2 separate regions of the Homo sapiens genome follow, and region 2 is linked to region 1. A link is an interaction called in ENCODE POLR2A ChIA-PET data of the cell type or tissue named here. Cell type or tissue: HCT116. All regions are shown on one strand.

Region 1 (4,000 bases):
TCTTGGCCCTGACTTTGCTCTGAGATTGGAGCAGGCACTGACAGCAGGGAGAAGCCAGGCAGCAGGAGCAGGCGCTTGCAAGCCGGTGAGGGTGGCAGCGGCAGGGGGTCGGGGGGTACTTGGGCCTTCCTGGGCCCCCAAGAGAGCAGGGATGCCTGGTTCCACAGCCATGGTTTGGGCGGCTGCAGCTGCACCCGGGGGCGCTGGGCTCCTGCCTGATCCATGGAGCACGAGGCCCAGGTCTGCAGCTGCAGTTTCGGTGGCTGCAGCTATGCCTGGGAGGCTGGGGCTCCTGCCTGCTCCGTGGAGTGGGAGGCCCAGGTTTACAGCCAAGATTTGGGTGGCTGCAACTGTGTCCCTGGGAGGGTGGGGCTCCCACCTGCTCCTGGGCCCCAAGAACCTGGGTCAGCAGCCGTGGCTTGGGCGGCTGCAGCAACACCCAGGGAGCTCCCACCCCAACTTGGAAGGGGCTGGGCTCTCACTTGTCCTCGGCTCCTGCTGGCTCCACGAAGCATGCAGCCTTGGCTGTGCCTCCTTGCGTGGCCAGCGTGATGGCAGTGGCTGCTCCAGATGGCCTGCCGCTGCCATCACTGATACATGAGTGGATTAATGCAGGCATTGACACATTGTGGCCTGTGGGCCAAATCTAGACCTGTTTTGGTATAGCCTGTGAGCTAAGAATTTTAAAATATATTTTTAAATGGTGGGAGAAAAAAATAAAAAAAGTATTTTGTGCCATGTAAAACATATGAACTTCTACCTCTGTGTCTATAGAGTTTTATTGGAACACAACCATTCATTTATATAATGTCCAAGATTGCTTTTGTGCTGCGACGGCAGAGTTAAGAGGCTGCAATTGAGGTCTGTGTGCATGGCAGAGGCTAAAAGATTTGCTGTCTGGCCCTTTACAGAAAGAGTTTGCCAACCTGTGAATTAGGGTCATTTAGAAGTGTGGGTTTGAGACAACTGGGGCTCTGGATAGAATTAAGGCTGAGCGAAATGAGCCACGAACTAGCAGGTCTCAGCTAGGGCCAATTTCCTAATCTGTGAAATGGATGGATTAATATCACTCATCTCATAAGGCGGCTGCCTCCTAAAATCTGCTGACAGAAGGTTCATAAACGGTATGGATTTCAAGGCACTCGCACAGCTGGGAAGAGCCACAGATACTGGCTGGAGAATGGTTTCAGACCTGAGTCCTTGTCAGACCCACTTGCTGAGCTTTGAAGAACAGGAAGCCCTGGGCCGCGATTCCTTGGACATATCACTCTCTCCAGGTCTGGGGTGGGGCTGGGCATCTGTCCTGTCCACAAGCTGCCCAGTGATTCACACATTCAGGCCGGTGGGAAGCTGTGATTTGGCCCATGTGCCTCAAGGCATGGATGAGGAGACACAGGGGTTGATTACTCCTCTAGGCTCTGTCCTCCATGGTTCCTCCACCAGCACCCTTTCTTCCCGAGACCTCATGGCCCCACGTTTCTTCTCCTGTCCCCTCAGTGAGCTCAGTTTGTCCTGTGGCATGGCAGTTTGAGAACACCATTCTTTGGCCCTTGAGGCTGGGAGCTTTCTATGGCCGGGTGTGGGGGCGCACTTCGGTCTCCCCACCAAGGCCCTGGGGTGAGCCCACACTTGGTTCCACAGACAGCCCAGAGTGGGCAGCTGAGCCGCAGGGGTCAGGACAGCTGATGGGGTCAGGGGCACAGCTTTGACTCTCACTTGGCTCCTTCTCAACTGGGGTCACTCAGGTGAACCACTTAACAGTCCCCCACCCAACACACACCAGCCAAAATTTCCTCATCCATAATATATGGCTCCTACACCTGACTGGTTCTCTTCATCCTATGTGGCTGTTGTGGGGCCCAGAGAGACGACAGTCACAAAAGCACTCTGTCACTGGAGAACGCTGTGCAGGTGGAGCCGGGGCCCTTCAATATTCAAGAAATGAGTTCAAACTGGCCCGGAACCAAGGCAATGTGCACTCAGCCCACCCTCTGGCCATGTAGCCTTACCCTTCCCAAGCTACCCACCAAGGCTGTTGACCTTCCTCTCAATAAAGAGACATGGACATGGGCCTCGGTTGACCAACACTGAAAGTCCTGTGCCCTGGGAAACCTTTGCAGTGAATTCTTATAATTTTATGTTGCCTCAGCATCCATCTTGGATACACATTTAACTTTCTCCTACCAGAAGCAGGGCTCAGTTACTCTTGAGACTCTTGAGACAGTTTCCAGCTCCACACCCAAATGACTCAAGCCGCGGCTCCAGGTGAGAACTTAGAGGCCTCTCTCCCGCCCACCAGATGGGCTCCCCCGCCCCCGCCTTCCTGCTGCTTCCTTTAAACGGGCCATTCAGACAGCTGCCCATGAACTTAAGGTGACTCACTTCCTATTCCCTTATATACTACTCTTTGCCTCTCTGTCTCTCTCTGTCTCTGTATCTCTCTGTCTCTTTCCCTCTGCTTGACTCTTTGTTCCTGCATTCCATGACCCACGGACAGTGGACTGCCCTCCTTACCCATGGTGCCTTCCCTGCCCCGGATCTGTAAGTAAAAATATTTGAACTGACTTCCTGTCATGGTCGTGTATCGAACTTGCGCCTTCCATCTGAAGAACTGGGGGCTACCCCACTGGGTTTTCCCTGGGACATGGGAGTGGTGAGAAACACAAGGTTGGGCTTCCAGGAGGGCCAGAGTGACGGTCAGGTAGACACAAACTGGACACAGGTCAGACAAGACACAAGATCGTCTACCAGCATAAACACATTTCCTATGCCAGGCACCCTCCATTTGAAGGTTGGATAACCAGACATTAGGCCATCCGACAAGTAGAAGGATCGTGTGAAAGGCGTCCTGTAAACAACATGTTCACCTCCTCTTCATTTCTCATTAGGGCAGGGTTGCCAGCTGTGCTGGTACTGGAACCCCAATTTAGCTGAAGGCTCTCAGAACACCCCTCAATCCTGGGCAGATGGGATGGTTGGTCACCCCAGCTGGGCCTGACCCAGGGACTGAGCCTCTGCTCGCTGGCACAGGGTGGATCAGCTGGTTGTGATGGACAGGCAGGAGGCATGGCAAATTAGGGAAGTGACCTGTAAAGACTCCTTTCCTCCTGGCCATGACCTCTGCCCCACCCCCAGAGCCCCTCTTCTCCCAGGTCCCCCCTGAGTCCACACGGAACCTAATCTAAGCCTGCATTTGGAAATGGTCCAGTTTTCTCTCTCCCCTGCCCTCCTAAGTCTGAGTCACCATCACTTCTCACCTGGAGGGACTTCCAAACTCGTCCACCCATTTCCACTCTGTCCTTGTCCAATCTACTCTCCACACTGTCTACACAATCAACAAACCAATTGCCTCAAAATGCCAGTGTAATTATGTAGTCTATGCTTAAGGATTTTAGTGGCTAACCCGGTCCTCTTAGGATACAGACCTACCTCCTCACCTGGTGGGAGGGCCTGGCCCCATCCCTTCCTCCTCCCCAGGCTTCGTGCTATCCACCCCTACCCCTTGCTCACCCTGCTGATCTCCTTCCAGCTTTGGGGGCTGTTATGCACTGAACGTTTGTCCCCCTCAGATTCATACATTGAGACTCAATCCCCAATGTGATGGTATTTGGAGAAGGAGCCTTTGGGTGGTAATCAGGTGATGAGGGTAGATAGATCCCTTATGGGTGGGATTAGTATTAGTGGCTTTATAAGAAAAAACCAGAGAGCTAGCTCACCCTCTTTTCACCGTGGGAGAATGAAAAGTTGGAATTCTATAACCAAGAAGAGGGCGCTCACCAAAACCCAACTATGCTGGCATCCTGATCTCCAACTTCCAGCTTCCAGAACTGTGAGAAATAAATTTGTTGTTTATAAGCTTCCGAGTCTATGGTAATTTGTTATAGCAGCCTGAGTTGACTAAGAAAGGGACCTTCACACACATAACTCTGGTGCTTGGTCAGCTCTTCCTGCAAGGTTCGCCTGGTCAATTCCGTTCCTCTTTCAAGCCTCAGCATCAATA
Region 2 (4,000 bases), 150 kb before region 1:
TTGTATCTTACTACTTTGCTGAATTCATTTATTAGTTCCAGCTTTTTTTTGGGTGAAATACTTAGGGTTTTCTACATATGAAAATCATATCATCTCTGAACGGAGATAATTTTGCTTCTTTTTTTTTTTCCAATTGGATGTTTTTATTTCTTTTTCTTGACGAATTTCTCTTGCTAGAATTTCCACTGCTATGTTGAAGTGGCAAAAGTGGGCATCCTTGCCTTCTTCCTGATCTTAGATAACAAGCTTTTAGTCTTTTACCATTGAGTATGACATTTGTTGTGGGTTTTTCATAAATGGGTTTTATTATATTGAGGTTTTTTTTTTTTTTTTTTTTTTTTAGACGGAGTCTCACTCTGTTGCCCAGGCTGGAGTGCAGTGTACTCTTGGCTCACTGCAGCTTGTGCCTCCCAGGCTCAAACAATTCTCTGACTTCAGCCTCCTAAGTAGCAGGGATTACAGGCATGTGTCACCATGCTTGGCTAATTTTGTATTTTTAGTAGATACGGGGTTTCACCATGTTGGCCAGGCTGGTCTCGAACCCCTGACCTCAGGTGATCCACCCACCTTGGCCTCCCAAAGTGCTGGGACTATAGGCATGAGCCACTGCCCCTGGCCAACTGAGGTATTTATTTATTTATTTTTTGCATTCCTACTTTGTTGAGGCTTTTTTTTTTTTTGTCATGAAAGGCTGTTGAATTTTGTCACATGCTATTTTTTCTGCATCAATTGAGATGATCATGTGGTTTTTTTCCCCTTCATCCTGTTAATGTTGTATGTCACATTGGTCAATTTTTGTATGTTGAACCATCCTTGTTTGAGGACTAAATCCTACTTGGTTATGGTGTATAAGGCTTTTAATAAGCTGCTGAATTTGGTTTGCTAGTATTTTTTGACAATGTTTGCATCCATGTTCATAAAGGACATTGGTCTGTAGTTTTGTTTTCTTGTAGTGTCTTTATCTAGCTTTGGTATCAGGGTAATGCTGGCCTCATACAATGAGTAAAGAAGTTTTCCTTCCTTTTCAATTTCTTGGAAAAGTTTGAGAAGGATTGTTGCCCTTCTGTAAATGTTTGATTGAATTTACCAGTGAAGCCATCAGGTCTACCAGGGCTTTTCTTTGTCAGGAGATTTTTTGATTACTGGTTCAATCTCCCTCTCCCTCTTTCTCCTCTCCCTCCTTCCCCCCTCCTTCCCTCCCTCCCTCCCTCCCTCCCTTCCTTCCTTACTTCTTTCCTTCCTTCCATAGTCTCACTGTGTAGCCTAGGCTGGAGTGCAGTGGTACAATTTCGGCTCATTGCAACCTCCTCTGCTTCCTGGGTTCAAAGCAATTCTCCCACTTCAGCCTCCCAAGTAGCTGGGACTACAGGCATGCAACACTACGCCTGGCTAATTTTTGTATTTTTTGGTAGAGACGGGGTTTTGCTATGTGGGCTGGGCTGGTCCTGAACTCCTGGCCTCATATAATCTCCCTGCCTGGGCCTCCCAAAGTGTTAGATTACAGGCATGAACTACTGTGCTCAGCCTAGATTTTCTATTTCTGAAAATAGAAATTTAGTATTGGTTTTTGTGTTTCTAGGAATTTGTCCATTTTCTCTAAATTATCTAATTTTGGGGTATACAATTGTTCATAGTACCTGCTTATAACCTTTTCATTTCTGTAAAATTTGTGGTAATGTTTTCACTTTCGTTTCTGATTTTAGTAATTTGAGTCTTCTTCTGTTTTTTTCTTAGTCCATCTATCTAAAGGCTTGTCAATTTTGTTGATCTTTCCAAAGAGCCAAATTTTGGTTTTATTGATTTTTGTTACTTAAGGATGGACTTCTGTCATTTTTATATTAGTTTTTGATATGCCTTATAGCTTTTTTAATCTCTCATTTCCTGTATGATAGCTTTATTTTGTGGTTAATTTTTTGTAGTGGAATGTTTAAATTCCTTTCTCATTTCTTTTTGTGCATTTTTTTTTTTTGAGACAGGGACTCACTCTGTTGCTCAGGCTGGAGGGCAGTGGCATAATGGCTCACTGCAGCCTTGACCTCCTGGGCTCAAGCAATCCTCCCACGTCAGCCTCCCAAGTGGCTGGGACCACAGGTGCGTGTTACCATGCCCAGCTAATTTTTGTACTTTTTTTTTTTAATAGAGACGGGGTTTAGGTATGTTGCCCAGGCTGATCTCAAACTCCTGGGCTCTAGCAATCCTCCTGCCTCAGCCTCCCAAAGTGCTGGGATTACAGGTGTGAGCCACCACACCTGGCCTTGTGCATACTCTATAGCTATTTTCTTAGTAGTTACGATGGGATTTGGTTACATTTAACATCCTAAAATTATAACACCCTAATTTGAATTTATACCTTATTAACTTCAATAACACACAAAAACTCTGTTCCTTTACAGTTCTAGCCCCACTCCTTTCAGTTGCTGATGTCACAGAACTACATCTTTACATATTGTGTGTCTAAAAATATAAGCCAATGGCTGTTTTAAATTCATCAGTTTCTTAAATTATGTAGATAATAAAATGTATGGCTACCAATCGAAGTTATAATAATACTAGCTTTTAGACTAATTTTTAAAAATGCAGTAGTCTCTGAAATCATGTAAAAAACAGATAAAGTTACATATAATTGTTACAACAATATATCTTTTATAATTGCACATATATTTACCTTTATTGAGACCTTTATTTCTTCACATGGCTTCAAGTTACTGTCTAATGTCTTTTCATTTCACCCTGCAGGATTCCCTTGAGCATTTCTTGCAGGGTAGGCCTAGTGATAACAACACCACTAGTGGATGCTGTCTTAATTTTTGTTTATCTGAGAATGTCTTAATTTCTCTTCACTTAACATTTTTTTCACTTTAAATTACACTTATTTCTTTTATTTTGAGTTAACACATAATTATACATATTTATGGAATAGAGAGTGATATTTTGATATATGTGTATGATGTGGAATGATCAAATAAGGGTAATTAGCACATCCATTACCTCAAACATTTATGATTTCTTTGTGTTGTGAACATTCAAAATCCTCTCTTGTATATAACAAATTATAGTTAACCATTTTCACCCTACAGTGCTGCAGAAGATCAGAACTCATTCCTTCTATCTAACTGTAATTTTGTATCCATTGACTAAAGTCTCCATATCCTTCCCTCCTCCTCCCCTTCCTAGCCTCTAATACCCACAATTACTCTATTCATCCTTTCTCCTTAACTTTTGAAGGACAATTTTGATGAATATAGAATTCTTGGTTGACAGTTCTTTTTCTTTTAGCACCTTGAATATATTGGCCCACTGCCTTCTGGCCTCCAAAGTTTCAGATGAGAAATATGCTGATAATCTTATTGAGAAGATCCCGTATGTGACCAGCCACTTATCTCTTCCGAAATTCTTTCTTCTTCTTCTTTTCTTTTTTTTTTTTTTTTGAGACAGGGTCTTATTTGGTTGCCCAGGCTGGAGTGCAGTGGCATGATCTCAGCTCACTGCAGCCTTGACCTCCTGAGCTCAAGCAATCCTCCCACCTCAGCCTTCCAAGTTGCTGGGACTACAGGTGCACACCACCACAGCCAGCTAATTTTTGTATTTTTTGTAGTGACGGGCTATTGCTGTTTTGCCCAGCCTGGTTTTGAACTCCTGAGTTCAAGCGATCTGCCTACCTTGGCCTCCCAAAATGCTGGGATTACAGGCATGTTCCACCATGCCCAGCTGAAAGTTTGATTGTAATGTGTCTCAGTGTGGGTCTCTTTGAGTTCATCTTACTTGGAGTTTATTGAGCTTCTTGGATGTTTATATTCATGTCTTCATAAAATTTGGGAAGTTTTCAGCCACTATTTCTTCAAATATTCTTTCTTCCTCTTTTTCCATCTCTTCTTCTGAGACTCCTACAATGTATATGTTGGTCCATTGTGTCCCAAAGGTCCCTTGGGCTCTGTTCACTTTTCTTTAATTTTTTTCTTTCTGTTCCTAGACTCCATAATTTCCTTTGTCCTGTCTTCAT

Evidence for each region. Peaks named below come from ENCODE experiments on the same cell type or tissue, not always from the same donor. Only the 100,000 strongest peaks of a DNase experiment are listed, where the experiment ranks them.
Region 2: POLR2A ChIA-PET joins it to region 1 with 5 read pairs; 3 of 35 experiments call an interaction of 5 or more read pairs at or near these places.

What each region holds. Positions count from the first base shown.
Region 1 is chr10:118,838,584-118,842,583 of GRCh38, reverse strand. All of the region lies in intron 3 of LINC03036 (long intergenic non-protein coding RNA 3036), which reads left to right. Among named protein-coding and RNA genes, the nearest start is that of CACUL1, 86 kb to the right of the region's middle. In HCT116, no CTCF peak of the experiment used is centred here; a DNase peak (open chromatin) is centred at 2,303; H3K4me3 peaks cover 2,080 bases; H3K27ac peaks cover 1,501 bases.
Region 2 is chr10:118,985,046-118,989,045 of GRCh38, reverse strand. The region is part of intron 2 of LINC03036 (long intergenic non-protein coding RNA 3036); the gene reads left to right. Among named protein-coding and RNA genes, the nearest start is that of LINC03036, 43 kb to the left of the region's middle. In HCT116, no CTCF peak of the experiment used is centred here; no DNase peak of the experiment used is centred here.